Linked DNA regions of Homo sapiens: region 2 is linked to region 1. Evidence: read pairs that join two places in POLR2A ChIA-PET (ENCODE). Cell type or tissue: GM12878. All regions are shown on one strand. Each heading gives the region's core, and the rest is flanking DNA. Links, peaks and the distances in the headings are about the cores only. Region 1 has its middle 53 kb from the start of MIR3122. Region 2 overlaps LINC02608 (long intergenic non-protein coding RNA 2608).

Region 1 (2,916 bases), core at 244-2,743:
GCACTTGGGGAGGCTTAGGTGGGAGGATCGCTTGAGGCCGGATGTTTGAGACTAAACTGGGCAATGTAGTGAGACGCTCCTGTCTCTACAAAAAGAAATATTTTTAATTAGCCAGGCATGGTGGCACACACCTGTAGTCCCAGCTTCTCAGAAGGCTGAGGTGGTAGGATCACTTGAGCCCCAGTTTGAGGCTGCAGTGAGCTATGATTGTGCCACTGTACTCTAGCCTGGGTGACAGTAAGACCTCATCTCGTTAAAAAAAAAGTTTAAATCTGCAACATATTACAAACATCTCCCATATCTGCAAAATTATTTTACTAAGTGCATACTATGGATTTGTCATAACTTATTTACTTAGTCCTCCATTGTTGGTTATTTAGGTAGTTTCTAATATTTTTACCTTTATAAATAGCACTGCAATAAACGTCCTCATTTGGTTCTTTTTACATATGATTTGACAGGATGAATAATGCTAACATTAATTACTACTATCCAGTCAGTAATAAATTACTATAGGGAAACTGGGGATGTTTGGAATGTACACTTAATCTTTTGAGGTCAATAACATGGAGTGCAACTACTAAGCAACCACACCAGAACATTGTCCAGGACGGAATCTGAGGCAAAAAAGAAAACTACTTGCTCTGTCTAGGGTGATATATCTGCCTTTTCCTGTTCTTTGGAGCTCTCAATGTGAGAGGCATCACCACGGACTGGCAAGGGCTTCCGGCCAAGGCTCTGCTCACTCTGGAAGTCACAGGCCTTTTGCCTTATTCCCAGGCTATACTTTGGCGGAAAACCAGTCCTGATGGAGTCCATTTCCAAGGCCCGGAACCAGCCCTGGAACTGATCGGTCAGGCCTGGAGCTGGATGGCCACAGAACAAAGCAGGTCAGCAGAAGTCAGTGCCAGAAAGGTGGCAAGAGAAGGCTGACCGAGCAGACAGGGTGGGTAGAGTCATGGGTGTAAGAGACAATGGGTTGGGAGAGTTGGCACAAACAGCTCAAGAGTTCCTCTTCATCTCTCCAAATAACTTAATATTAGAGTGCCCAGGGCTCAGTGCTTGGCTTTATCTTTTCTATCTTTTTTCTCTACACTCACTTTCTTATTGAGCTCATCAAGACTCAGCCTCAAATACCAGCCGTACACAGACAATTCCCGATTTTATGTTTCTAGCCTGGCCTTCAGCCTGAATGCCTGGCCTGTATATCCAACTGCAAAGCTGACATCTCCACTGGGATGTTTAACACGCATCTCAAATTTAACATGTTTAAAACTGAGTTCCTAATTTTACCCACCCTTACAACCCCAAATGTGATCTAACCTCAGGTAATAGCCATGCCTCTCTCCCAGTTTCAGGCCAAAAGCTTGAAGTCATCCTTAGTGTCTTTCTTCTTCTTACAACCAATATCCAACTCATAACCAAATCCTATTGGCTTTATTTATTTATTTATTTATTTATTTATTTTTTCAGACAGAGTCTCGCTCTGTCACCCAGGCTGGAGTGCAGTGATGCCATCTTGGCTCACTGCAACCTCCGCCTCCTGGGTTCAAGCAATTCTCCCACCTCAGACTCCCAAGTTGCTGGGACTACAGGTGTGCACCACCACACCTGGCTAATTTTTGTATTTTTTGTAGAGACGAGGTTTCACCATGTTGACCAGGCTGGTCTCAAACTCCTGACCCTAAGTGATCCACAGGCCTTGGCCTCCCAAAGTGCTAGGATTACAGGCATGAGCCACTGCGCCCAGCCCTACTGGCTTTATTTTCACAATATATTCAGACTCTGCTTCCACTTATGGAGAAATAACTGAAACAGGAGTTACTTTCTCCTGCTAAACAACTGAGAAGCTGGATCAAACACACAAAACAGCTATTTCCAGACATAGACAAAAGGCAGTACAGGACTGACCACTCAGGGAAGGGAAAAAATGAGGTGAACCCACAGTTGTGAAAACAATTTCCAGATTTCAATACAGGAAAGGAGAACTCAGAAAGAGCCTCATGGTCTTCCTGAGTTGAGGAGTCAGAGACTGGAGTATGGGGAAGCCAAATCAGCTAGAATTTGCTAGATAAAATACCAGTGAGGAGTGAGCTACACAGAGAAAGAGCTCCGTATAAAACATTGAGTCTCTAGCTGAATACCAGTAATGCATGCATAGGGTGACACTCCACAAGGCCAGGCCAAAGAACAACTGCTGGGGAAAGAACAATGACTGAGGAGATGGAAGCCAAACATCCTTAGAGCTCATGTAGGGCTGGGATCATTCAAGTTCTGACCAGTCAGAGTAGAGAGACCTTGTGACAGATTGTATTTCCCAAAGATGGACCAATAGTTCCAATCTTGCAACCTTGCTAGTCCCACATCAAGAGGTGGAGTCTAATTCCATCCTCCTTTAATCTGGGAAAATTTATGATTGTTTCTACCAATTGAATATGGTAATGAAGCTGTGTTGACTTTGAGCCTAGGTTGGAAAGGAAGTGTAGCTTCCAGACACCAATGTCATCTACCACCTCTCCCGCAGCTCGCACTTGTGACCACCTGGGTGGTCCCTTAGGATCAGCTGATAGAGGAGGAAAAAGCACCAGCCTTGGTTCACAGATGGGTCCAGCCACAAATGGCGCTGCCTCTCAGCCCATTTCAGGGCAGCTCTGAAAGACAGTGGTAAGGGGAAATCTTCCCTGTAGACATTGCTCCTATGCATCTGTCATTCATTGATGAGGAAAGAGAAGTTGCATGAGGTAAAAAGTACAAAGATTCATAGGTTGTGGTGAATGGCTTGATTGTATTAGTCAGGGTCCTGGAAGGTGAAAGATTGGATTAGGGACAAGGAGGTCTGAGAGGTGTGTGTGTGTGTGAAGACACAGTTACAAAGTGTGAAGATCTTTGTACCACAAGTTAATTCCCACAAGAAAG
Region 2 (2,916 bases), core at 131-2,630, 110 kb after region 1:
GGTGGGTGGTGGTGGTAGTAGGGGGTCGGTAGACAAAGCCATCTTTAAGGAGGTGCCTTCTGCATCACCCTCCATTGTGAGATTCCAGGCAGGTGCCTTAAAATAGCTCTGCCACTAGCTGATCACTCAATCCCATTTACAAGGGCAAACCTTCTTCTGTCAGGGAGAAAAGGTTTAAACATACAGAGGGAGGTAACTGTTGCAGTAAGTAGCCTTAAAGCAAGCAGAGGGGCGCTAAATCATCTCTAAACTTCCAGGTCTATGATTCTAAGATCTTAATTATCCTAACTGGGAAGGAGAGAAGAAAAGAAAAAAAAAATAGGTGGCTTAGAAAGTGAGCAGAGAGTGTAAAGCTTGGAGATTTTTCTATTTGAGATTTGGCTGCATTTAGAGCCAGTTTTTAAGCATTGCCAGGTTCACCTTTGTAAAAGGCGTTTAGAAATCTGCCACTATCAGATTTAAATCAATCTGGCTAATTGGTGTGATTGGAAAGTTGCAGTGGGGCAAGTAATCAGATTGGTTCCGGAGCCTCCACCCTTTGCTGTGCCTGGGTGCTACCTCCTGCAGGGTAGCATATTCCCAATTTTTGTGGTTTTGCAGTGGCCTCCTTTCCTAAGCCCACTAAGCATTTTCCTGTTCTTTTGCAAGGTCTTCTTTTTGTGTCAGGGTGTGGTGGAGCCACACAGGACTGGCATGATATTCACCACTTGTTACTTATGGAACTTGAACATATTTAACCTCTCTGACCATCAGTTTTCTCATCTGTAAAATGAGACCACATTAACGTAGCTTATAGACTTACTATGAGAATTAAATGTATACATGTGTAGATGATCATATTAGACTTTAATTGAAAAGCTTTCCAGTAGGTGTCTTAGTCTGCTTTCTGTTGCAATAACTAAATCCCTGAGACTAGGTACTTTTTTTTTTAAAGGAATTTATTTGGCTGGGCGCAGTGGCTCACGCCTGTAATCCCAGCACTTTGGGAGGCCGAGGTAGGCGGATCACGAGGTCAGGAGATCAAGACCATCCTGGCTAACATGGTGAAACCCCATCTCTACTAAAAATACAAAAAATTAGCCGGGTGTGGTGGCAGGAGCTTGTAGTCCCAGCTACTTGGGAGGCTGAGGCAGAAAAAAGGAATTTATTTCTTACAGTTCTGGAGGCTGAGAAGTCCAGGGACAAAGGATTCCATCTAGTCGGGGCCTTCCTCTTATGGGGACCCTCTGCAGAGTCCCAAGGCAGCTTGGGACATCACATGGTGAGGGGGCTCATGAGAGAGAACCAACCTGGCTTTTTATAACAGACACACTCTTGTGATAACTAACCCACTCACACAATGATAACCTATTATCCATTAACCCAGGAATGGACTAGTCAATCCAATCATGAGGGCAGAGCCCTCATGACTCAGTCACCTCTGAAAGGCCCCACCTCCTGATACTGTTTCACTGGAGAGTGAGTTTCAACATGAGTTTCAAAGGGGACAGTTTCAAATTATAACAGTAGAATTATGTGCATGTCCAGGTGTGCCATTTAGTAGCTGTGAGACCTTAAACAAATTACTGTGCCTCAGTTTTTTTATCTGTAAAATAGAGATAATAATACTACCTACTTCAATGGTTTTTGGTAATGATTAAATGAGTTAATATGTGTAAAATGCTTGGCATAGTAATTGGCAGATGGTGTGTACTATGTTTTAGCTTTTAATATTATTATTATGCATATTATTATGCAACACACCCAGTCTAATACCTGGCACAGAGGAATGTTAAAAAAAAAAAAAAAAGTTTGAATCCCTGTGCTCTGACACCTTTAGCTCCAAACTTGCTGCTGCTACTCAGGATCTCCTTCCTCTCTAGTTGTCCTGTTTAGCTGAGCCTCTCTCCAGCTTATGTGAAACCGTGTCTTGGTAGCTGCTGGGCAATTAGGCATTCAAGGCCCATGTTTGGTGGCCTAGGTAGGCCAGCAGGCAAGTTCAGGAGGGACTGAATCGGTGAGAAGGACCAACAACTTTCACTGACCTCATGACTTCATTCCCTTTATTTGGGGTTCTAGCCTCAGGACACACCAGAGAGGGAAGCCACGGCGTGTCCTTCAGGCCTTCTCAGGAAGCAGGCTTTCCTGAAGGAAGCAGTCCCTAAAACAGACTTGCACCTCTACATTTTGTCAGCCCTGGCACATGCTGTAGGAGGTTCTGGGTTAGCTTCGATGGGGATGTTTTTTCAAGCCTGCAAACTGCAATAGGTGACAACTTCCAGTCCCAAGAGTTTGGCTGGCTCTGCGTTGAACACAAAGCTTCCACTTGCTGCTGAGGGCTGCTGTGCTCTGCCTGCCTTCCAGGGAGAGTTACTTCTGGAAGGCTGTCATGGAGGGAGGAGAGCTAGGCTGCCGGGCCAGCTGCCCACTACACTGGTTCAAACTGGCTGTGCTGGCTCAACAAGGAAAAGACAATCTCACTAATCAGCAGAATCAATCACAGATTAGGAGCTTACCCTGCGAAGGCACAGTGGAGGGTAAAATGGAACAGAAAACAAAGCCCATGTCCTCAAGGAGTTCGCCAAGCTGGTGGAGGAGACGAAAACACTTAAAGAGTAAACTAATAATAACAGGGTATCCGAAGTCACCAGTTTGTCCTTGCAGGTATCAGTGACCTATAGCACTCCTTAAACTCCTGTGGTTCTAGGTAAAACAAACCTTCCCAGCAGAGGCATAATACTACCTATTCTATACCAGGCATTCTTCTAAAGGCTTTTTAATATATTATTTTGTTTAGTTTTCACAGTGACCTTTTGTAGTAGGTGTTAATCTCCTCATTTTCAGATGAGGAAACTCAGGGTCAGACAGGCAAAGGGACTAACCAGAGATCCTCTAGGTAAGAAGTGATGGAACCAGGATCCAAAGCCAGGTTCTCTG

The links. Peaks named below come from ENCODE experiments on the same cell type or tissue, not always from the same donor. Only the 100,000 strongest peaks of a DNase experiment are listed, where the experiment ranks them.
Region 2: POLR2A ChIA-PET joins it to region 1 with 11 read pairs; 5 of 35 experiments call an interaction of 5 or more read pairs at or near these places.

The regions. Positions count from the first base shown.
Region 1 is chr1:212,129,298-212,132,213 of GRCh38, forward strand. No RefSeq gene overlaps it. Among named protein-coding and RNA genes, the nearest start is that of MIR3122, 53 kb to the left of the region's middle. In GM12878, for the core only: no CTCF peak of the experiment used is centred there; no DNase peak of the experiment used is centred there.
Region 2 is chr1:212,236,412-212,239,327 of GRCh38, forward strand. It overlaps LINC02608 (long intergenic non-protein coding RNA 2608), which reads right to left. Exons shown (of 4, transcript NR_125984.1): 2 at 2,496-2,565. Among named protein-coding and RNA genes, the nearest start is that of LINC02608, 47 kb to the right of the region's middle. In GM12878, for the core only: no CTCF peak of the experiment used is centred there; a DNase peak (open chromatin) is centred at 1,425.